4 separate regions of the Homo sapiens genome follow, and all the other regions are linked to region 2. A link is a loop called in an ENCODE intact Hi-C map of the cell type or tissue named here. Cell type or tissue: ascending aorta. All regions are shown on one strand. Each heading gives the region's core, and the rest is flanking DNA. Links, peaks and the distances in the headings are about the cores only. Region 1 holds the start of NPTX2 (neuronal pentraxin 2). Region 2 has its middle 29 kb from the start of TMEM130. Region 3 has its middle 110 kb from the start of TMEM130. Region 4 has its middle 32 kb from the start of BAIAP2L1.

Evidence for each region. A loop is a pair of places that touch in the nucleus more often than their neighbours do. Peaks named below come from ENCODE experiments on the same cell type or tissue, not always from the same donor. Only the 100,000 strongest peaks of a DNase experiment are listed, where the experiment ranks them.
Region 1: it touches region 2 in a loop (7-fold over the local background); 5 of 110 quality-filtered maps call a loop at or near these places.
Region 3: a loop joins it to region 2, with 6 times the contacts of the local background. A loop is called at or near these places in 44 of 110 quality-filtered maps.
Region 4: a loop joins it to region 2, with 19 times the contacts of the local background. A loop is called at or near these places in 105 of 110 quality-filtered maps.

The regions. Positions count from the first base shown.
Region 1 is chr7:98,614,661-98,620,532 of GRCh38, reverse strand. It overlaps NPTX2 (neuronal pentraxin 2), which reads right to left and starts at 3,248. Exons shown (of 5, transcript NM_002523.3): 1 at 2,646-3,248; 2 at 674-890. The coding sequence starts at 3,071. RefSeq lists an enhancer at 1,794-2,420. In ascending aorta, for the core only: a CTCF peak has its summit at 2,939; DNase peaks (open chromatin) are centred at 2,905, 3,312 and 3,949; H3K4me3 peaks cover 3,552 bases; H3K27ac peaks cover 1,338 bases.
Region 2 is chr7:98,838,571-98,844,442 of GRCh38, reverse strand. No RefSeq gene overlaps it. Among named protein-coding and RNA genes, the nearest start is that of TMEM130, 29 kb to the left of the region's middle. RefSeq lists an enhancer at 2,559-2,608. In ascending aorta, for the core only: a CTCF peak has its summit at 2,494 (motif pointing right); DNase peaks (open chromatin) are centred at 2,512 and 2,922; H3K27ac peaks cover 1,628 bases.
Region 3 is chr7:98,757,194-98,763,065 of GRCh38, reverse strand. No RefSeq gene overlaps it. Among named protein-coding and RNA genes, the nearest start is that of TMEM130, 110 kb to the left of the region's middle. In ascending aorta, for the core only: no CTCF peak of the experiment used is centred there; DNase peaks (open chromatin) are centred at 1,478, 2,495 and 2,765; H3K4me3 peaks cover 747 bases; H3K27ac peaks cover 3,394 bases.
Region 4 is chr7:98,430,272-98,436,143 of GRCh38, reverse strand. No RefSeq gene overlaps it. Among named protein-coding and RNA genes, the nearest start is that of BAIAP2L1, 32 kb to the right of the region's middle. In ascending aorta, for the core only: a CTCF peak has its summit at 2,671 (motif pointing left); a DNase peak (open chromatin) is centred at 2,653.

The DNA.
Region 1 (5,872 bases), core at 631-5,630, 220 kb after region 2:
AGGATAGGTTTTTCTGTAGGAAGAGACTAGGAAAGGGATGAAAGAGACCTGTGGCTTGTGGATGCTGGCTGTAAAATGGAACAGTAACACCAGCCCCTTCTCCATCTGCCCCACCTCGGCCAAAGTCATTGGATGTTCTGCTATTGGGCATCCTCCTATCAATGCATGAAACGGAGTCATGGGGAAGTGGCTTCATCAGCTTAGTGCATCTGGGAAAATTCCAGTCTTATAAACACCCACTACGGGCAAACCTACAACTTCAAACCCAAGCCACCCAGTGGTTTGGGGGTTGATGACGCAATCTGAATTATCCCCTGATCCCTCCCACTCTGTCTCCTGTGGGAGAAACTTACTCACCACAGTGTGAGCAGAGAAGAGAAAGATACACAGAATCCGCTGCCAGGACTAGTTAACAAAGGACTGAAACGCCCGTGTGGTTGCTTATCGAAGCTGGTCCTGGACACTTTCACTTTTCCCTGGATAATGCCAGTGGGGCTGGCAGCTCATTCCTGAGATGACCTTGTTCAGTCGCCTTTATTATTTGCTCACACACTCGGGAACCAGGCCCATGTGGTGTCACAATCCCTGCTGTCCATCAACCAGAATCGCATGTCTGACCACAAGTGGTGAAAATCAGGCCACTGCCAGACAGAGAAACAGGCCAGGCACACACCTCGCTCCAGCTCGGTGACCCTCTGCAGCAGCGCGTTCAGGGTGCTCTCGGTCTTCTGCCGGTGAGCCGAGGTCTCATTGTGCAGCAGGGACTTCTCGTCCTCCAGCTCTGCCACCTTGCGCAGAAGCTGCCTCTCCAGCTCCCCCAGCCGCTGCTGGAGCACCTCGCGGAAGTCGCCGGGCAGCCCAGCATTGGACACGTTTGCTCTGAGCTGGTGCTTTCAGCCACCGGGGAGGAGGGAGGGGCACAGAAAGAGTTAAAAAGAAATTGTGAAATGTGGCTGTGATGGCCCGACCACACAGGGAGAAGCTTCCAAAACGCAAGCCCTGAATCTTGCCACTGGCAGGCAGGGGAGCATCTCACTGATGCTTTTTTGGTATGGAAAAGATTTCAAAGTCAGATAAGAATTACTTTGCTGCAATATTTGAAACTTGTGAATCTAATTTTCCCTTCTCAAAAAGCCGTTTTTCTCCTCTTACTAAAAAGTCAATATTCTAACCAACGCCTAGAATTCTATGTTGGGTAGAGACCAAAACTCAGCTCCAGGATTTTTTTTCTTTTTTAAGAGTAAATCGATGGTTACACAAAGCCAAGGAGCTTTCACCTAGAAATGAAAACAGCCCCCAAGTTCCGGTCTGGCACCAAGGTAAATAACTATGCATGCAGAGATGTTTCTGGAAAATGACAGATCTAAAACGTTGCTATTCTGAACTCCAGCAATCTTTGTTTTTAATGCTGTTTCTAAATCCTCACTTCCTATTTCTCTTTCTCCCCTACCATCATGTGGTTCTGGAGGCTGTGGCAGGCTGCCTACCCATGAGTTCATGGCAAGCTATTTACCTTTCTCCACAAAGTGTTCCAAATTGTGAAATGCACATAATGGGACCTGCCTCATGCCATTCATTGTTCCAAGGATTAAAAAATTAAATGATGTGCCTGACTCATATTTAGTGCTCCAGAAATGTTAGCTGTTAGCAATCACAATGAATCAGGGGATATACAGATGCTGGAAATACTGTATTCAGCCCTCACGCCAAAAGAAACCCTAGAGTCATTTTTGCAATAATTACCACCTGTAATTTAAACCTAGTTTTGCTGAGAAGTATTTTCACAAAGGCTATTAACAGCAGTGTCCACACTTCTTAAAAAGGGTGGAGCCTAAAGATGAAAAATAATTGAAGATTTTTCTCTCAAAGTTCCAAACTGCACGCATTTTCAGAGATAGAGATGAGACGGAGGCGGGAGCGGGGGGCGGGGGGGGGGGACGGAGGGGGAGGGGGGGAGGGGGGGAGAGAGAGAGAGAGAAGGGAATGAGGTCCCTTCCCCTGAAGCAATCCGGAAGAGCACCTTAAAATGGTCCAACTTGCAGACACGGGAGTCTTTGAAGTTAACCAGAGGTTGCCCCTCTAATGCGCGCTCTGGGGTCGCCGGTGACCCCCTGCGCTCGCCTCCCTGCGACCTCCGCCCCCAGACTTCCGCCCCCTCTAGCTCAGCCTGACCTGATTTAAAGAAAGAAACACCACATGCCCGGGGCAGCTGACCTCCCGCGGCAGCCTCGCAGCAACCCGCACGGCCTGCGGGAGCGCATCCCGGCTCGCGGAGATTTGGAGATTTGCAAGAGGATAGAGGCTACCGCGTCCCCGGGTATTTGGCGCCCGCGGCTTGGCCGTCTGGGTTCGCTAGCCCGGACCTCGGGAAGTGCTCGGCGGATCCCGCTGGCAGTCCCGACGCGCGGGGGTGGAATTTAAACGTTTCCTTCCAGCAAGAGCAGCGGTGTGGGAAGGGATACCACGCAGGGGAGTTCCCGAGCAGGATCTAGATCCCCGCCTTTCACCCTCAAGTCCAGCTCACCCCCACGGACGATCACACCCTCCCCAGGGCCAGGCCCCCTTTCCCCATCCTCCCGAGTCTTCCGCCCCCGACTCGGGAGCGTCCCCATTCCAGGTCCCCCGCGCTCCCCGCGGGCCGCTACCTCGAGGCTCTCCAGGCGGTCCTTGAGGGTCTGCAGCGAGCGGCTGAGCTGCTCCACGACGTGGCCGGGGTCCCGCGGCAGGTCGCCCATAGTGTCCTTGCCCGTGGCCCCCGCGCCGCGCGCCTTGCCGCCCGCCAGCCCCTCGCAGCGCGCTAGCTTGCCCGTGAGCTCGCGGATGGCCTCGCGCTGCGCGCCCAGCGTCTCCTTCTGCTGCACGACGGTCTCGCGCAGCTGCAGCACCGCGGCCCTCAGCTCCTCCTCGGGACTCTGCGCGCCGCCCTGCATGGGCATCGCGGGCAGCGGGCAGCCGGCGTGCACCGCCTCTGGGGGCAGTGCCGTGCACACGAAGCGGCTACCGGGCGCCGGGCTGTCCTGGGCCCCAGCGGCCACGGCGAGCGCCACGCTGGCGGCCAGCAGCGCCAGCATCCCGCCGCCGCTGCCGCGCTCAGCTCGGCATGGGCGAGCGGGCGCCGTCGGGGCGCTCCGCGGGAGGCGCCTTCGCTGCTGGCAGTAGCCGCGCTGTCGTCTCGAGGGTCGCGTGCACCGCGGGGCAGAAGTCTCCTGCCGTCTCACAGCCGCACCCACCGCGCTGCTCGGCACTCTGGCCTGCCGGGTCCGCGCGCCCTTTCTTAAGCTGAGGGGCGGAGGGGGCCGGCGTGTGGGGCGCGCGCCACGAGCTCTGATTGGCTCGGCCGGGTGCGCGTCACGCAGTGGGCGGAGCGGGGCGGGGCGGGGGCGCTTTCCGTTGCGCGCCTGGCGGCCGGGCGGGAGCGTGGGCCGGAGCCTGAGGCGAGAGCGCGAGGTCCCGGGCTCTGCCTCAGGAAAGGAGGCCTGAGGTGGAAAACGACACTGGGGCTCTCGAGAGCCTCGGCTGGCCGTGCCCAGGCGCCCCTCGAACCCACCCGAGGACGCGGGCGTCACAGGCTGAGGAGAAAGTGGGAACCCCTCGGTGTCCCGGTGCCCCTTTCTCAGGGTGGCTTCTGGCGCGGCACGGGGCCTCGCTGCGCGTTTGCCGCCGCCCTCAGGGAGGCGTTTTCTCCAGCAGGAGCAGCCCCCCAGGCGGGACTCGAACCCCGACTGCCATCGCGAGCCACCCCCGCGGCAGGCGTGGGCCTTCTCGTCAAGGCCCGGCCACCTCACTCTCGAGGCGGGAAGGAGCCGCACGACGGCCGCCTCCGGATGCAACGGTCCCCGGGACGCGCTCCATGGCCCCGCCTCCACCCCCCGCGCCAACTCGGAAAACGCTCGGGAAGAATCCCGGGGGCCTCGGGGACCGGGACCAGGACCAGGCGCCGGACGCTGATGGGAAGGAGGGGACACCCGGAGTTAGGGACAAAGTCACGAGGCCACTCGCAGAGCCCTCGCGCGCGTGTTCATCGACTGCCCCCTGGGCGGTGACCTTATTCAGCAAGACCTGAGCTCAGGGGCGGGGTGACATCTAACTGGAGTCATCATGATGGAGCCACGTGGTCCAACAGTGCCCGGTCCTTGTAACCAGGAGGGCCCGCAGTGTCACCACTTCCTCGAAGTGAGGCCACTGCCCTCAGCTTCTTGGAGACAGCAGATATGAGCAGAAACCCCCAAAAGTCAGGAGCAAATTTGTTTCAGAATCTCTCCAAATCTGTGGCTTAAAACAAGTTCAGAGGGATTTTGGTGCACAGCTACAGACTGAGCTGGTTTACTGCACATTTATAAATGGAAATCTTTATTTCTTTTCCTCTCTATGTTTTTAAGAAATCCTGTTGCAAGGTCATTAATCACGTTATCCATTATACCACAAACAAATGGATTTGTCACTTGTGCGCAGAAGCCGAGGTTGATTCTGAAAGCAAATTGTACCAAAATAAATGAAATTATTATGATAATATAAACTAGACTGCAGTGATTAATCTCTAGAAACCAAATTCTGACCTGCTTTGCACTTCAAACAATAGCTTCTATTATGTAAATAGTTGTGGGGTTTTCAAGGACATTATTGCTAAATTATAAGAAAAGTTCTATTCTTGAAAATCTCTTCGTGGATAAAAATGAGAGACAGGAACCTGGTCTGCAAGGTATCCAAAGCAGAGGACAATGGAAGTAATGATGGTTCAGGTAAGAATATTCATTAGCAGAAAAAGGTATGGATGGGAGATTTGGGGTGAGTAATGGGCTCATGTTTCTGTTAGCCTGCATCCCCAGGAGGTGTCAGTTTCACCTTGTTAAGTATGACCTTGACTGGACTCATTCTTCCTACATCCTTTTTCAGCTGGATGAAAACTCGAAAAAGTTCAAATAAACCTACATATGCACAAATTACAATAATGAAGGCAACAGGGTTGCAAAGCACTTTATGCCTTGTTACATTTCAGATGATTCATAAGGCACCAAATCCAGACGTTTTCAAAATTATTCAGATAACGATGTGACTTTTCCATTTTCACTCATAGCTTTGATGTTCCTCTTTACTTGTAGACCTAGGTGGCCCTTAATTGGATGTGACAATAGAGTATTATCGTTCCTGTATTGTTCCATATATCCTTTCTTGACACACAGACTGATACATTCATATTTGCAACTACTTGAAGTAGAAGCTTGTTCCTTTAATAATTAAACAAAATCAAGTATCTTTCCAGAATTCTAATTTCCTCCTGAACAAAGAAAGCAGTGTACAAGAGTAAAAATAGCATATATCCCAATATAATTACTCCTAAACGTCTTAAAAGAGATTCCAGTATGAGAAGTGATCAGTGAAATTGCCAAAGCTCAAATGGAAAGACCCAGACATTTGAAATGTTATTTTCTTTGGAGGCAGTATAATTAGAGGCTTAGTTAACAGAGTACATGCTATTTACAGTTTTATTTTATCTTCCTGGTGCAATGAAAAGCCTGCTGGCTTAGGAATGAGGGATCTAGTGCTAATTCTAACTCTGTCACTAGCTAAGTGGTTTGGGGCAAGTCATTTCTCCTCTGGACTTCAGTTTTCTTGCATATAAGATAAGGGAGGGGCGGGGGTTGGGCACGGTGGTTCACACCTGTAATCCCAGCACTTTGGGAGCCCGAGGCAGGCAGATCACAAGGTCAAGAGATCGAGACCATCCTGGCCAACATGGTGAAACCCCGTCTCTACTAAAAATACAAAATTTAGCTGGGTGTGGTGGCGCCCGCCTGTAGTCCCAGCTACTTGGGAGGCTGAGGCAGGAGAATCGCTTGAACCCAGGAGGCAGAGGTTGCAGTGAGCCAAGATC
Region 2 (5,872 bases), core at 587-5,586:
GCGATCTTGGCTCACTGCAACCTCTGCCTCTCAGAGTCAAGTGATTCTCCTGCCTCAGCCTCCCAAGTGGCTGGAATTACAGGCACCCACCACCAGGCCTGGCTAATTTTTTTGTAATTTTAGTAGAGACAGGGTTTTGCCATGTTGGCCAGGCTGGTCTCAAGTGATCTGCCCGCCTCGGCCTCCTAAAGTGCTGGGATTACAGGCATGAGCCACCACGCTTTGCCTAACATACTATTAATTTATTTATTTTAAAATTTATTTGTACTTTTTTTTTTATAGAGACAGGGTCTTACTCTGTCACCCAGGCTGGAGTGCAGTGGTGTAATCATAGCTCACTGCAGCCCCAGCCTCCCTGGCTCAAGCAATCCTCCCATCTCAGCCTCCCAAGTAGCTGAGACCGCAGGAGCCCACCCCCATGCCCAGCTAATTTTCAAAAATTTTTCGTAGAGATGGGGTCTTGCTATGTTGCTGAGGCTAGTCTGGAACCCTTGGTCTCCAGGGATCCTCCTACCTCGGCCTCCCAAAGTGCTGGGATTACAGGCATGACCCACTGCAGCTGGCCTTAACTTATTTATTTAATCTGAGCCTTACATGGTATATAAACTTGAAGAAAGAAAGGATTTTGCCTATTTTGTTCACTATTTCTACTTCTAACACCCAGAATACTACCCAGCACATAGCAGGTGTTCATTAAATATTGTTGAAAGGAAAGAGGGATGGCGTGAGGAAGGGAGAAAGGGTTACTTCCTCACACTTGTGTTGTAACCTCACAATGACTGGAATTAGGGGAGGGAACACAAGACTCTAAGGAACAAACTCAATGTCTGTCCAGACTGTCCAGAAGACCCCATAGGTCAGGACAAATGGCCCGGAAGCCCTGGTGTGAGACGTGGTGATGTCCAGGTGTCAGGAGGCAGGGGCCTCCCTCCCTGAATCCTGGAGAGAGGGACTGCGGTGTGGGCCCCTTCTGGCATGGCGGCCTCTTGGACATCAGATCGGGCAATTATCCATCCTTGGAGCAGAAAGCCACTGGCCTGGCTTCTGAGAGTGGTGCCTTGTTCTGTGTTGAGGAGGAAAGGTCAGAGGCTGGAGGCTGGGAGAGCAGGTGGGCTGTAGACAGTGTGGCAGGGGCTGAGGGAGCAAGCTAAGCTGGGTCCCATGTGGTAGTGGGCCAACGGGCCGAGGAGGCTCCAGGGTCATCAGGCAGGGAATGGGTCAGAGTCTCTTAAACTGAGCTACCCTAATCCCCAAGGGATCCATGGAGAGCATTGAGGTACTTGGATGGGAAAAATTACATCTTTATTTATGTATTTGTTTAGAGACAGGGTCTTGCTCTGTCCCCCAGGCTGGAGTGCAGTAGTGTGATCACAGCTCACTGCAGCCTCGAACTCCTGGGCTCAAGCGATCCTCCCACCTCAGCCTCCCAAGTAGCTGGTACCACAGGTGTCCATTGCCACACCCAGCTGACTTTTAAATTTTCTGTTGAGACGGGGTCTTGCTATGTTGCCCAGGCTGGTCTCAAACTCTTGGCCTCAAGCAATCCTCCTGCCTTGGCCTCTCAAAGTGCTGAGATTATAGGTGGCTAATTTTTTAAGAAAGTTTTTGTAGAGATAGGGGTCTTGCTGTGTTGCCCAGACTGGTCTTGAACTCCTGGCCTCAAGTGATCCTCCTGCCTTGGCCTCCCAAAGTGCTAGGATCACAGGTATAAGTCACCACACCTGGCTAATTAAAAAAAATTTTTTTTGTAAAGATGGGGTCTTGCTGTGTTGCCCAGGTTTGTCTCGAACTCCTGGCCTCAGGTGATCCTCTTGCCTCAGCCTCCTGAAGTGCTGGGATTATAGGTGTGAGCCAGTGTGTCCAGCACTATTTTATATTATGCTTTTGAAAACATTATTCTGAGAAGAGGGCTTGACTTGACTTAAAGGGGTTCATAGTGCCAAAAATTTCATCAGTAGGTGTTTTCCTTTATATAAAATTTCATCAGTAGGTGTTTTCCTTTATATATATATATATGTATGTATGTATGTGTGTGTGTGTATATATATATATATATTTATTTATTTATTTGTTGAGACGGAGTCTTGCTCAGTCACCCAGGCTGGAGCGCAATGGCGCGATCTCAGCTCACTACAACCTCTGCCTCCCGGGTTCAAGAAATTCTCCTGCCTCAACCTCCCAAGTAGCTGGGATTACAGGCACCCGCCACCATGCCCGGCTAATTTTTATATTTTTAGTAGAGACAGGGTTTCACTGTGTTAGCCAGGCTGGTCTTGAACTCCTGAGCTCAGGGTGATCCGCCCGCCTTGGCCTCCCAAAGTGCTGGGATTACAGGCCTCCCAAAGTGCTGAGATTACACCCTGTAAGTGTTTTCTAGAGAGGCCCACATAGGCAATGAGGGGTGATGGAGGACACTACTTTCTGGGGGCCTTAGAAGATCTAGGAGATGAAGTGCCAGGGCCCCAAGCCATCTGCATGCTGTGCCCAGTATGTCCAGCAGGTGGCAGTGTCTGACCGGCTATGCTTTCTGCAGGCTCCCAGCCTCTGCCAGGTGCACCGGGGGGCATGGCGGGCAGAGGGGCATGGATGGGCAGGGTCCTGGCATTGCAGCACCTGCCGACACACCTGCATGAACACACAGGCACACTGTACGCACACACATATACTCACATTCACATTGGTGAAACAGCCAAGCTGGCAACCAACTTCTAGAACCTTCAGCCCCTTCCAGGACAGAAGACATTCCTGGGACTCTGGCCCTTGAGAAATCTTTTCAGAAGAGGAGGTCACTTTTGTTTTGCCTCTTCTTTTTCTTGCCCAATAGCTTTTCCGAGAAATCTACAGGTCAGCATGAGTCAACAGCTACAGCCACAAGATAGTTTGACTGTGGGTTGAGGAAATGGAGATCTGTGTTCCAGCCTGGCTCTGTGACCTTGGGCCAGCCACTGAATCTGTCCAAGCTTTTGTTTTTTCATGTTGTACCATGTGGATAAAGAGGGAACTCGCTGTAATCTCAGCACTTTGAGAGGCCAAAGTGGGAGGATCGTTTGAGGCCAGGAATGTGAGACACAGCCTGGGCAGCACAGCGAGACCCCATCTCTACAAAAAATAAAATTAAAAAAATTAGCTGGGCATGATGGTGGGTGCCTGTAGTCGCAACTACTAGGGAGGCTGAGGTAGGAGGATTGCTTGAGCCCAGGAGTTGGAGGCTGCAGTGACCTAGGATCACACCACCGCACTCCAGCCTAGGTGGCAGAGCAAGACCCTGTGTCTTTAAAAAAAAAGAGAGAGAGAGAGAAAAAGAGGGAAAGGGTGCGTTGGTGTGTTTTTCTAGGCATTCATTCAGGAAACATTGTGGAGGCATCCACAGCTCGCTGCCCTCGGGACCCAGCAGAGCCTAGATACCTGCCCATTTTTTCCCAGCTTGTTGACCATCATGAATCACACAACTCAGCAATTAAAAGATAACCCACTTTAAAAAAAAATGGGCAAAGGACTTGAATAGACATCTAGCCAAAGAAAATATACAAATGGCCAATAAGCCCATGGAAAGATGCACGATGTCATTGGTCATTAAGGAAATGCAAATCCAAACCACAATGAGACACCACTTCATACCTCCTAGGGCTGTTGATTCTATAGGAAGAAGTGTGAAGAGAGACTGAGGGAGCGGCCCACCTCCTCCCTGACCCCCTTTCCAGACTGTGCTGTATTTTCCAGCTGGGAATGGAAGATTCTATAGGAAGAGGTGTGAAGAGAGACTGAGGGAGCTGCCCACCTCCTCCCTGACCCCCTCTCCAGACTGTGCTGTATTTTCCAGCTTCTCACCGGCTCTACATGTGACCCACAGCAACCCTTGCCCTATAGTCTCCCGAGCTGAGCTTCTCACTGGGGAGGGGAAGCTCCTAAGTGAACTCCTCCCTCTGCAGGCATCTTTCTGACCTGTTTTCTGCTGGGCATTGGGGACAGTGGCTCAGAGGCGTGCAAGTCCCGGCTGCCACTCCCTTCCATCAGATGATGGGGATCAGCTGCTTCAGGGCCCCGGAGCAGGGTTGTGGTGGGGAGATGAAGGAGGGAGGGAGCAGAGGCCACCAGCTGGACCCCTGCATGAGATCCTGGGGAGAGCAGGGAGGCCTTTGGGGATCCCGGGTGCATTAACCACTTGGTGCCACTGTCGCCACCTCGGCTCTGGACAGCTGCTCATTCCGGGGCTGCCACCACTGTGGACGGCGTGATCAGTCCACCTGTTTCTCCCGCTTCTACTATCCCCCTGTGTCTGCTCTTCTCTGTAAACTGCACACTGTACATGTATGCATCATGTGTGTGTGCATGAGTGTGTGTACGTGTGTGGGGGCATCTGAATGATAGGTACTTTCCTTCCTTTCTTCCTTTTCCTGAGACAGAGTCTCACTCTGTTGACCAGACTGGAGTGCAGTAGCACCAACATGGCTCACTGCAGCCTCAACCCCATGGGCTCAAGGGATCCTCCCACCTCAGCCTCCTCAGTAGCTGGGACTATAGGCATGCATGACCATGCCGGCTAATTTTTGTATTTTCATAGAGATGGGGTCTCTCTGTGTTGCCCAGGCTGGTCTCAAACTCCTGAAACCAAGCAATCTCTCCACCGCAGCCTCCCAAAATGCTGGGATTACAGGCGTGAGCCACCACACCAGGCTCGTTTTTGTATTTCTGTTTTTTTTTTTTGAGACGGAGTCTCGCTCTGTTGCCCAGGCTGGAGTCCAGTGGCGCGATCTCGGCTCACTGCAAGCTCCGCCCCCCGGGTTCACGCCATTCTCCAGCCTCAGCCTCCTGAGTAGCTGGGACTACAGGTGCCCACCACCACGCCTGGCTAATTTTTTATATTTTTAGTAGAGATGGGGTTTCACCGTGTTAGCCAGGATGGTCTCGATCTCCTGACCTCGTAATCCATCTGCCTCGGCCTCCCAAAGTGCTGGGATTACAGGCGTGAGCCACCGCGCCTGGCCCATTTATGTATTTTTTTTGGAGAGACAGAGTCTCACTGCGCTGCCCAGGCTGGCCTCAAACTCCTGAAACCAAACGATACCCTCAACCACAGCCTCCCAAAGTGCTGGGATCACAGGTGTGAGCCACTGTGCCTGGCTCAATGCTGGGTGCATTTTAAAGTCACGAGAGAGTGTGTGTTGAGTTAACATTTTGGAGACTGTGATCAGCAAACAGTCCCCAGCGCAGACACCCTCTCTGGTGGGGTTTGGGTTTTGCTGCCTTTTAATTTTCTTCCAGCTGCCTCCAAAGCACCTTTGTGCTCCTAGGAACAAGCACTGGGTGTTGGGGGCGGGGTGGGGGGGCGGGGTTGCTATAAGCTCTTCTGAGAGGAAGCCTCAGGGAGCAAGGTCCCAATGGCCAGGCTTCCCTTTAAGACAAGGTTGTCCTGCTGAAACCAGGTCCTCAACTCCTAGGTCCCCAAAGGGCATTTGACCCGACACTGGGCTGCTGCAGGCTTGGTCCTGGGGGAGACTGGGGGTGTGTAGCAGGAAGTGCTTCTCTCAAGCAGAGACCACAGCTTGTGTCTCTGGGCCACACACTGGAGCGTTATTTTCCAAACTGCCGCTGGGTCAGCTCACTCTCCCACTCCAAACCCTCAGGGATTCCCCATAACATTGAGCCCCAGGTCCAAACACTTAAGGATTATCATCCCAGCTGCTACCCTCCAGCTCATTTGCTACATCTTTCACACTTTGCTTGTTTGTTTGTTTTGTTTTTGTTTTTGAGACAAGATCTAGCTTTGTTGCCCAGGCTGGAGTGCAGTGGCATGATCATAGCTCACTGCAGCCCCCAACTTCTGGGCTCAAGTGATCCTCCCACCTCAGCCTCCCAAGTAGCTGGGACCACA
Region 3 (5,872 bases), core at 416-5,415, 81 kb after region 2:
AAGTGATTCTCCTGCCTCAGGCTCCCAAGTAGCTGGGATTACAGGTGGCTGACATCACGCCCAGCTAATTGTTGTAGCTTTAGTAGAGACAGCATTTTGCCATGTCAGCCAGGCTGGTCTCGAACTCCTGACCTCACATGATCCACTTGCCTCCGCCTCCCAAAGTGCTGAGATTACAGGAGTGAGCCACTGTGCCTGGCCTGGAGCCAGGTAAATCTCAAATCTCAGTTCAGCCACTCCCATGCTGTGTGACTTTTGGCTAGTCACACAGCCTCTCTGAACCTGTTTCCCCTCTGTATGCTGAACTGCTTACCTCCAAGGCTGTTGTAAGAATGAATGAGGAGGCCCAGAATACAATAGGTGTTCAAAACATTTTTGTTTACTGAGGTGGGCCCTCAGGGAATCAATACCTCCCTCCCTATTTGGCCCTGGGACTCGGTTCCTCCTGGAAGGAGGGAGGCAGCCTCATCCTTTTCCCAGGCAGAAGCCTCTGGGGTCTGTGCTGCAGCCCTCGCTCCTCCCATAGCATGGAGGGAGTCCACATTCCACCTCCTGCCACATTTCAGAGCCAGCTGCTAGGGATGGCAGGGCTTCCAGACCCCTGTCCCTGCCGCTGGTGCCTTCCCTAGGATGACCTTAGAACTTCCCGGGGTTTCCAGGGAGGTTCTTGCCACCCCTAGTCTCATCTGGAAGAGAACGCATCCCATGCCCCCAGGGCTGGTTAAAAACCCAGGCTGTCTATGAGACCTGTCTTCCTTCTCCACTTCCGACCTGCAAGGAAACTCGAGAGCATCTCCCGCAACCTCCTTGCTGTACAGAGGAGGAAACTGAGGCCCCCACGCTGGGAGGGAGGGGTGCCTGTGTACAAGGCAGGCAGGTGCCACCAGCCCGAAGTCATCACTAGGGTCCTGATGCCCAGCTCCCGACAGCCTCGTGGGGGACCTGGCCAGACAAAGGCAGGATCCAGAAGCCATCCCCCCTGGTCACAGCACACAGCAGCAGGTGCATTTCAGGTCTACAGCACAATATAGTCACAGTAAAACCTGGGAGGGGGTCTTCCACCCTGCACATGTGACATGTACGTGTGTCTATCCCCTTCCCCTCCCCATCTTTTTTTTTTTTTTTTTTTTTTTTTTTTTGACAGAATCTCCGTCTGTCGCTCAGGCTGGAGTGCAGTGGTGCTATCTCAGCTCACTGCATCCTCTGCCTCCTGGTTCAAGCGATTCTCCTGCCTCAGCCTCCTGAGTAGCTGGGATTACAGGCATGCGCACCATGCCCGGCTAATTTTTGTATTTTTAGTAGCGATGGGGTTTCGCCATGTTGGCCAGGCTGGTCTTGACTCCTGACCTCAAGTGATCCTCCCACCTCTGCCTCCCAAAGTGCTGGGATTACAGACGTGAGTCACTGTGCCCGCTGCCCCCGCTCCACCATCCTTAAGGCTCCTACTATGTGCCAGGCTCTGTGCTGAGAATGACATGGCTCAGACCCAGGACCTGCCACTTCTGCCTCTGGTCTCCTGGCTGTCTGAACACAAGAGGTATGCAGGACCCCGGGACCCTTGCACTGGCTGTTTCCCCTGCTGGACAGTTCTTCTCCTGACACCCACTTGGCAAGGAAGTGTCCAGTCTAGGGGAAGGCCAGTCTGGATACAGATGCTCCCAGCTCAGTGGGGACAAGGCTAGGAGTGTCCATGTTCAGAAGTTGTAGATGAGTCATTATTAAAAAAAAAACAAAACAAAAACAATGCTCAGTAAAGCTTAGAAACAAAAGCTTCTTGTGCTGAGGACACAGGCTAAATCCCTAAATTGAAGCCACTGGGTCAGGTCACAGAGGGTCACATAATAAAGGTTCTTCCCGTTATGTCTGTAAAACACCCCACAGCCAGGAAATGTGAGACGGGCTCTTGGAAGATCCCAGGCTGCATCTGGGCAGGCGGATAAAGGTAGTGCTATGTTTCTAAAGCAGCAGAGCCCTGGGGGTTGGGACAGGTTTGAACTGGCAGAGACAGGGTACGGGGAAGGTGGGTTAAACATGGAAGGTGGCTCCCAACACACATGTGAGCCATTAGATCCCTCCATATTTAATCTGTTCGTATTTAACCCCCATGGGATCCATTAGATCCCACCATGTCTAATCTGTATGGGATCCTTCCCTTTCCCCTACCCTTTCCTTCCTGCCTCTCTCATCTTTTCCATGGAGACATCCCTACAATCCCCTCAGCAGGGGCACCAGCAGCCTCTTGTCACCTTCCCAAAGCCTCTGGTTCTTGGGGACATGCTAATGTCACACCTGCTTTGGGAACTCACTCCCAACTGCCCTGGCCCAGAACCCTCCTTCTGTCCTCTCCAACTGTGAAGTGCAGAGGGCAGCCTTGTGAATGGCTCCATTACTGCAGATCCTTACATCTCTCCTGAGAGCTGTGTCAGCTTCTCACCCTGCCCTGGGCCAGGACAAAGTCCAGGAAGAGGCTCACATGTGGCCGCCTTGCCTCCAGGACCGCTTTTCACACGGGCAGCTGGGAACGAGGCCACGTTAGGCTGGGAGCTCCTTCCAGAAACAACACTGATGAAATTAAGGGGGGTAAATGGATCCCAGCATTGTTACCAGCAAGACATTTGGGGAACATAAATTTCACAGGGAATTAGTCACTCTAAACTGCTTTATTTGGTTTCAACTTAGAATAGCACTTAAATTATTCAGCTAGGGAGGGGGAGGAAGGGGGCAGGAAGGAGTTGCCAGGCCCTGTATCAACCTTAAGGAGTCATGGGCGGAAAAGCAGTGACATCTGTCTGGGGGTGGCCGTTGGTAGCTTGTGGGCCGCCTGGATTCCTTCTGAATTTGGTAAAAGCCCCCAGGATGTGAGACGCAAAGGCACGACTTCGCATCAGTAACACACGAGTTTCGTTTTACTCCACGCCCGTGCAGAAGCTTGGGAGAGGTGATGCTGTTATTCCTCCTGTCTTACGAACCTCTCTCTTGACCCCCTACCTACTCCAGCCACTGCCCCATATACTGTTTTGCTTTGCAAAAAAACTCCTCCCTGGCTCCAACGCTCTCTTGCCCTCCATCCACTGCACCCCCACTCTTAACCCCTCCATGAAGGCTTTGCCTGCCCTACTCCAAGGAAACTGCCCCCCCACCAAGGCCCCGTGACCTCCAAGGTAGATTCTTTGTCCTCAGCCCATTTGACTTGGAAGCCACATTGGGCACAGTTGCTCTCTCTGTCCTCCCAGGAAAACTTTCTTCCCTCGGTTTCCTGGCCCCTAAATCTGCTTTGCCTCCTAACCTGCCGGCTGGTTTCTCCTGATTCCTCCCAGTCCCCACCAACCTTCTATCTTTAGGCCCCAGGGCTCGGACCCTGGACCTCTTGCTCTTTCTACTCTCCCTCTCGTGGGGAGCTCGTATGGTCTGATGGCATTAAAACCATCAATTCACCAATGACCCCTAAACTGATATCTCCAGGGTAGATTCCCCTTAAGCTGCAGACTTGTACATACAACTGCGTTTTGGACTTCTGCACCTGGATGTCTAGTTAGGTATCTGAAACTTACCATCTCCCAGAATATGAATTTCTGGACCTCCTCCCTGTACCTGCAAACCACCCCAAGGGACCTCTTCATCTAGTTAATAGCAACTCCACTCTTTCAGTTGCTATCCTGGGCCCAATCCTGGGTGATCTCTGATTCATCTCTTCCTCCATATCTAATCCACATGGAATTCATTAAATCTCTCCATATCCAACCCACATGGGAGCCATTAGATCCCTCCATATTTAACCCACATGGGAGAATCAGATCCCACCATATCTAATCTGCACGAGATCCATTAGATCTCCTATATCTAAGCCACATGGAATCGATTAGATCCCACCATGTCTATTCTGTATGGGATCCATTGGATCTCCCCATATCTAATCTGCATGGGACCCATTAGATCCCCTACATCTAACCCACATGTAACCCATTAGATCCCCCATATCTAATCCGCATGGAATCCATTAGATCCACCCATATATCTAACCCACGTGGAATCCATTAGATCCCCCCATACCTAACCCACACGGGATCAATTAGATCCCCCATATCTAACCCACATGGAATCAATTAGATCCCCCATATCTAACCCACATGGGATCCATTAGATCCCCCCATATCTAACCCACATGGAATCCATTAGATCCCCCATATCTAACTCACATGGAATCCATTAGATCCCCCCATATCTAACCCACATGGAATCCATTAGATCCCTCCATATCTATCCCACATGGAATCAATTAGATCCCTCCATATCTAACACACATGGAACCATTAGATCCCATCCATGCATAAATACATAATCCATCTGCAAGTCCCATTGGCTCCACTTTCAAAATGTATCTAGAATCCAACCTCCTGTGCTCCCATCCTCATCCAAGCCACCACCACCTGTCCCCTAGATTGCTGCATTAGCACTCCCTACGTCCACCTCGTCCCCACAATCTAATCACAGGAGAATGGCCCAAGGAAAAGCCTATGGGGGGGTGTCGGGTTCGTGTCTCTCCTTCTCTGTTCAAAACCCTCCAGAGACTCATGTCGCAGAGCAAAGTCCTTTCCAGGACTGGCAGCCCCCACTTCTGAACTCTCTCCTCTGTGCTCAAGCCACTTCTCCTGCTGCTGGTCTCCTTGATGTCTAAACACATAGAGGCATGCTCAGCCTCAGGGCCTTTGCACTGCTGTTCTCTCTGCTGGATGAGGCTCCCAGACACCCATGTGGCTCATTCCCTCATCTCCTACAGGTCTTTGCTCATCTGTCACCTTCTCAACGAGGCCTGCTCTGATCATTCCAACTTGAAATTCAGCCTCCAAGCCCTGTACGCTACCCCTCCTACCTCCATCAGGCTTTTAGTAGCACAATCTTCTAATATACCACATAGTTTACCCTAAATATTATGTTTGAAAGTTATCTCTGGCTAAGTGCGGTGGCTCATGCCTGTAATCCCAGCACTTTGGGAGGCCGAGGCAGGTGGATCACCTGAGGTCAGGAGTTTGAGATCAGCCTGGGCGACATGGCGAAAACCCATCTCTATTAAAAATAGAAAAATTAGTCAGGTGTGGTGACGGATGTCTGTAATCCCAGCTACTTGGGAGGCTGAGGCTGGAGAATCTCTTGAACCCGGAGGCAGAGGTTGCAGTGAGCTGAGCTCGCACCATTGCACTCCAGCCTGGGCAACAAGAGCAAAACTCTGTCTCAAAAAAAAAATAAAAAAATGCCAGGCGCAGTGGCTCACACCTGTAATCCCAGCACTTTGGGAGGCTGAGGGGGGCAGATCATGAGGTCAGGAGATCAAGACCATTCTGGCTAACATGGTGGAAACCTCGTCTCTACTAAAAAATAGAAAAAATTAGCCGGGCGTGGTGGCGGGCACCTGTAGTCCCAGCTGCTCGGGAGGCTGAGGCAGGAGAATGGCGTGAACCTGGGAGGCGGAGCTTGCAGTGAGCCAAGGTCACGCCACTGCACTCCAGCCTGGGCAACGGAGCAAGACTCTGTCTCAAAAAAAAAAAAAAGATAAAAATAAAAAAACCGAAAATTATCTCTTTCCTCCACTAGAATATAAGTTCCATGAAGCCAGGGTTTTTTACTTCTTCTTTTGTTCTTTTACTTTTTTAGAGACAGAGTCTTACTCTGTCACTCAAGCTGGAGTAGAGTGGTGTGATCATAGTTCACAGAAGTTTCAAACTCCTGGGCTCAAGTGATCCTCTCACCTCAGCCTCCTGAGCGGCTGGGACTACAGGCATGCACTACCATGTGTGGCTTTATTTTTAGTAGAGATGGGGGTCTCACTACGTTGCCCAGGCTGGTCTCAAACTCCTGGCCTCAAGTGATCCTCCCA
Region 4 (5,872 bases), core at 483-5,482, 410 kb after region 2:
TGTTGCAAACTTCCTGGGGGAATGTAGAGGGGTTGCCGGGCAGCCCATTTGAAGTCTGTGAAATTAAAGTGAAAGCCCAGCCAGGCCGAGCACGGTGGCTCACGCCTGTAATCCCAGCACTATGAGAGGCCGAAGTGGGTGGATCACCTGGGGTCAGTAGTTCGAGACCAGCCTGGCCAACATGGTGAAACCCCATCTCTACTTAAAATATAAAAATTAGCCAGGCGTGGTGGCGGGCACCTGTAATCACAGCTACTCAGGAGGCTGAGGCAGGAGAATGGCTTGAACCCTTAAATGGTTCCCCCCAGCAAGAGTGACATGAACGAGCTGGATCTATTGCATCTGCATCTGGACAGCCAAGCCCCACTGGGAAAGCACACACTCAGCTAAACTTTCACTTTATTTATTCATCTATGTATTCATTGCAGTGAGCCAAGATCGTACCACTGCACTCCAGCCTGGGTGACAAGAGCGAAACTCTGTCTCAAAAAAAAAAGTGAAAGTGCAGCCAGATATTGTGGCTCACACCTGTAATCCCAGCACTTTGGGGGCGTTGAGGTAAGGAGGATTGTTTGAGGCCAGGAGTTCAAGAGCAGCCTGGACAACATGGCAAGACCTCATCTCTACAGAAAATTAGAAAATTAGCTGGGCGCAGTGTGGTGCATGTCTGTGATCCCAGCTCACAGGGAGGCTGAGGTGGGAGGATCGCTTGAGCCCAAGAGGTGGAGGCTGCAATGAGCTCTGCTCACACCACTGAACTCCAGCCTGGGCAACAGAGTGAGACTCTGTCTCTAAAATAAATAAATAAATAAGTAAATGAATAAATAGACGAATAAATAAAGTGATGCTTGACTGTCCAGGTGCAGATGCAAGAGATCCGGCCCATTTGTGTCACCCTTGCTGAGGGGAACAATGTCAGGAGAAATACAAAGGAGTTTTTTTTTTGTTTGTTTGTTTGTTTTGAGACAGAGTCTTCCTCTGTGGCCCAGGTTGGAGTGCAGTGGTGTGATCTCGGCTCACTGCAACCTCCAACCTCCCAAATTCAAGCGAGTCTCCCTCCTCAGATTCCCGAGTAGCTGGGATTACAGGCGTCCGCCACCACACCTGGCTAATTTTTATATTTTCAGTAGAGATGGGGTTTTGCCATGTTGGCCAGGCTGGTCTCGAACTCCTGACCTCAAGTGATCCACCTGCCTCGGCCTCCCAAAGTGCTGCAATTACAGGTGTGAACCACCTCGCCCTGCAGGAGTTGATTTTAATTATGAACCACGATTAAGGAAGGCAATGACCATATAGAGAGTGGCAGTGAGGCGTTGAGGCCAAGCAGAGAGTTCTGGAACGAGAAAGGAGAGGTCAGCCGGGAGCTGTCTGAAGTCTCCTTTCCGGGTGATGAAGGGTCCCAGGTGTGACCGCGGGGAGGGGTAGCTGAGAGGCACATTGGAAAAGCTCACTGGAGCTGCAGCTGTCCTGGTGCCCAGAGAGACTGGGAGTAGCCTGGCCTGTCCACATGGGTGATGAACGCCCTCGGGCACAAGACGGCAAAAAGAATGGAGAACACGGTCAACCAGGAGACCAGGTCCTCAATGGATGAGGAGGTACAAGCGGAAGACCAGCAGACAGCAGTCACCGAGAGGGTCAGCAGGTGACTCTGCTGCCTTTGGAAGAGAAATATCTTGGATGTGACCACAGGAAGCATGGAGGATATGGACCCTACCTTAGCTTCTGTGGTACATGGGGTATAAAAGGAGAAAGAGTCCCTGCACCAGACAGTGCCGGGGGAAGTGGGGTCCTGAGGGACCAGCGTGGTCAGAGGGAGCGGACCCTCCTGCACGAGACTGAGTGGCGGCTCCAGAGCCGATGATGTCATCAGAGGAGCTGGGGCAGGATGGGGGGTGAGGAGGAGGGTCCAGTCACATTAGGCAATGCACAGATCTCGGGGGAGGGCCCATGGCACAGAGGCTCTGTCCTTTGAGGGTGACTGAACCAACAAGGGGAAAGCCAGGCATGATGAAAATAGCCGTGGATGGCCGGGCATGTTGGCTCACGCCTGTAATCCCAGCACTTTGGGAGGCCGAGGCTGGTGGATCACCTGAGGTCAAGAGTTTGAGACCAGCCTGGCCAACATGGGGAAACCCCGTCTCTACTAAAAATACAAAAATTAGCCAGGCATGGTGCCAGGTGCCTGTAATTCCAGCTACTTGGGAGGCTGAGGCAGGAAAATCGCTTGAACCTGGGAGGTGGAGGTTGCAGTGAGCTGAGATCCGGCCACTGCACTCCAGCCTGGGCAACAAGAGCGAAACTCTGTCAGGAAGGGAAGGGAAAGGGAGGGGAGGGGAGGGGAGGGAAGAAAGAAAGAGAGAGTGGAAGAAAAGAAGAAAGGAAGGAGGGAGGGAGGGAGGGAGGGAGGGAAAGAGAAAGAAAAGAGAAAGAAAGGAAAGAAAGAAAGAAAGAGAAAGAAAGAATGAAAGAAAGAAAGAAGGAAAGAAAGAAAGAAAGAAAGAAAGAAAGAAAGAAAGAAAGAAAGAAAGAAAGAAAGAAAGAAAGAAAGAAAGAAAATAACGATGGATGACCTCAGACGGCCACAGGTGACATTTCAAGCCGTGAGTTTGAAGAGTGTGGGTGCTCCAGGCAACTGTGGGGTGACTGCTCCTCCTGGTGGCCATATTTGGCTAAAGCAAGTACAAGTCGAGACACACCTGGTGCCATCTCCTGAAAGCAACAGTAACCACGACAACAAGGCCAGGTGCAGAACCCAGGTCTCCCCTCATTATTGGAACCTGTGGAGAGATCATGAACCTATTCCCCAATAAGTTAATTTTCAGGGGTAAAAAAAAAACCAACAATCTCCCACAGTGTCACTTTTCCCAGGAACATGTGTACATGAATGGCTTAAAAACTGTTGCCTTTGACAGAGAAATGTACCAACCCCCAATTGTAGAATATTTAATTGAGGAAAGATCTCATTAACAGATGTAAGTGTAGAGTCTCAGCTTCAGAATTTCCCTTCAGTGTTTTCTTATAAAAACTTTTGAGGTGTGGGGCTTACACCTGTAATCCTAACACTTTGGGAGGCCGAGGTGGGAGGATCGCTTGAGGACAAGAGTTTGAGACCAGCCTGGGTAATTAGCCAAATGTGGTGGAGCGCACCTGTAGTCCCAGCTTCCTGGGAGGCTGAGAAGGGAGCTTCCCTTGATCCCAGGAGTTCAAGGCTGCAGTGAACTAGGATCACATCGCTGCACTCCAGCCTGGGAGACAGAGAGAGACCCTGTCTCTAAAAAATAAATGAATTATGAGGCATGAGAATGGTATGAACCTGGGAACCAGAGCTTGCAGTGAGCAGAGATCACGCCACTGCACTCCAGCCTGGGCGACAGAGCGAGACTCTGTCTCAAAAAAAAAAAAAAAAGAATTAAAAATTTTTAGGAAATGTTCAAACTTAATGAAAAGTTGAAAGAATTTTGCAGTGAACATCCATATACCCACCCCTGAATTCTACAATTAACATTTCATTATGCTCAGTTTATCATATAATCTATTCAACCATCCATCCCTCAAACCATTCAATTTTGAGGCATTTCAAAATGAATTGTGGCAGTAGCACATTTCACCCCTAAACACTTCAGCACACATATTATAACAAGACTCTCATATTTATTTATAGTCCTTTTTTCTTTAGATATAAAATATGCATATAGGTCAGGCACGGTGGCTCACTCCTGTAATCCCAGCACTTTGGGAGGCCAAGGCGGGTGGATCACTTGAGTTCAGGAATTCGAGATCAGCCCGAGCAATATGGTGAAACCCTGTTTCTACTAAAAATACAAAAATTAGCTGGGCATGGTGGTACACACCTGTAATCCCAGCTACTCAGGAGGCTGAGGTGGGAGAATCACTTGAACCCGGGAGGCAGAGATTGCAGTGAGCCGAGATGGCACCACTACACTCAGAGCGAGACTGTCTCAGAAAAAAAGACAGAAAGCACATAAGTCTCTTCCTTTTTGCTTCGATGTGTTCCTGAAGATCATGTTGCAATATGGATCATATTTTTCCAATGAATAAACTTGCAATCCAGACCAGAGACAGAGCATCATCTAAATCATGGCTTTAAATAATAACATAGCATAAAAGAAAAGAATCAAATATTCTAGGCTAGGCATGGTGGCTCATGTAATCCCAGCACTTTGGGAGGCCAAGGCAGGAGGATCACTTGAGTTCAGGAGTTCAAGACCATCATGGGCAACACAGTGAAACCCCTGTCTCTACAAAAATAAAATTTGTAATGAATATAGTAAAATGTACAAATCTTATGTATACCACTCAATAAATTCTAACAAATGCATGCACCCATATAACCCATATTTCCATCAAGACAGGACATCACCATCATCCCACAACTTCCCCTGTATACCTTCTCAGTCGATCCACTCCCACCTGCCAATCAGGCAACCACCGATCTGATTATTCCTGTTATAAATTAGTTTCAGCCTGTTCTACAACTTAACATAAATTGAATCATAAAGTATGGACTCTGGTGTAGCAGCATCAGAATTCAAAAAGCTACCCAGAGGCCAGGTGCAGTGGCTCACACCTGTAATCCCAGCACTTTGGGAGGCTGAGGCAGACAGATCACTTGAGGTCAGGAGTTCAAGACCAACCTGGCCAACATGGCAAAACCCCGACTCAACTAAAAATACAAAAATTAGCCAGGTATAGTGGCGTGTGCCTGCAGTCCCAGCTACTTGGGAGATTGAGGTGGGAGAATCACCTGAACCCGGGAGGCAGAGGTTGTGGTGAGCTGAGATTGTACCACTGTACTCTAGCCTGGGTAACAAAGTGAGACCCTGTCTCAAAAAAGAAAGAAAAAGAAAAGAAAAAGGTACCCAGGTGATTCTAGGCTGGGAACTTTTGCTCAGACCCAAGCCTGTTCCCAGGTTCCAGGTGACAGCAATTTGGCTCTGGTCTGCGGTCACAGCTAATTGGCTACAGATCTGTGACTAGATCTCAGGTCTCCTTGCTGTTCACCCTCTGTTTACTGTGCAACAACAGGGTTTCTTCTAGAAGAGTAGTTCTCAACGTTAGCACCCATTATATTCTCTGGAGGTCCATACCTCTGGGATAGGGCTCAAGAATCTGCATTTTTGGTCAGGCACAGTGGCTCACACCTGTAATCCCAGCACTTTGGGAGGCCGAGGTGGGAGGATCGCTTGAACCCAGAAGTTCAAGACCAGCCTGGGCAACATGGCGAGACCCCGTCTCTACAAAAAAAATACAAAAATTAGCTGGGCGTGGTAGTGCGCGCCTGGAGTCCCAGCTACTTGGGAAGCTGAGGTAGGAGGATCACTTGAGCCCAGCGGGTGGAGTTTGCAGTGGGCTGAGATTGCACTACTACACTCCAGCCTGGGCAACAGAGCAAGACTCTGTCTCAAAAAATAAAAACGAATTTGCATTTCTAATCAGCTCCCAGGTGATGATGAATCTACAGATTCAGGGTTTGCAGCTGAGAACCACTGTTCTAAAAGCCAGTTATGTAAAATTAGCTGGGCGTGGTGGCGGGCACCTGTAATTCCAGCTACTCGGGAGGCTGAGGCGGGAGAATCACTTAAATTTGGGAGGCAGAGGTTGCAGTGAGCCGAGATCGTGCCTCTACATTCCAGCTTGGGAGACAGAGCAAGACTCTGTCTCAAAAAATAATAATAAATAATAATAATAAAATAAAAGCCAATTGCAATTACTGTTGGATTTCCATTGGAAAGACTGTTGGAAACCAACCTGTCATTTCTTTTTTTTTTCTTTTTTTTGAGACAGAGTCTCTCTCTGTCCCTAGGCTGGAGTGCAGTGGCACGATCTCAGCTCATTGCAAGCTCCGCCTCCC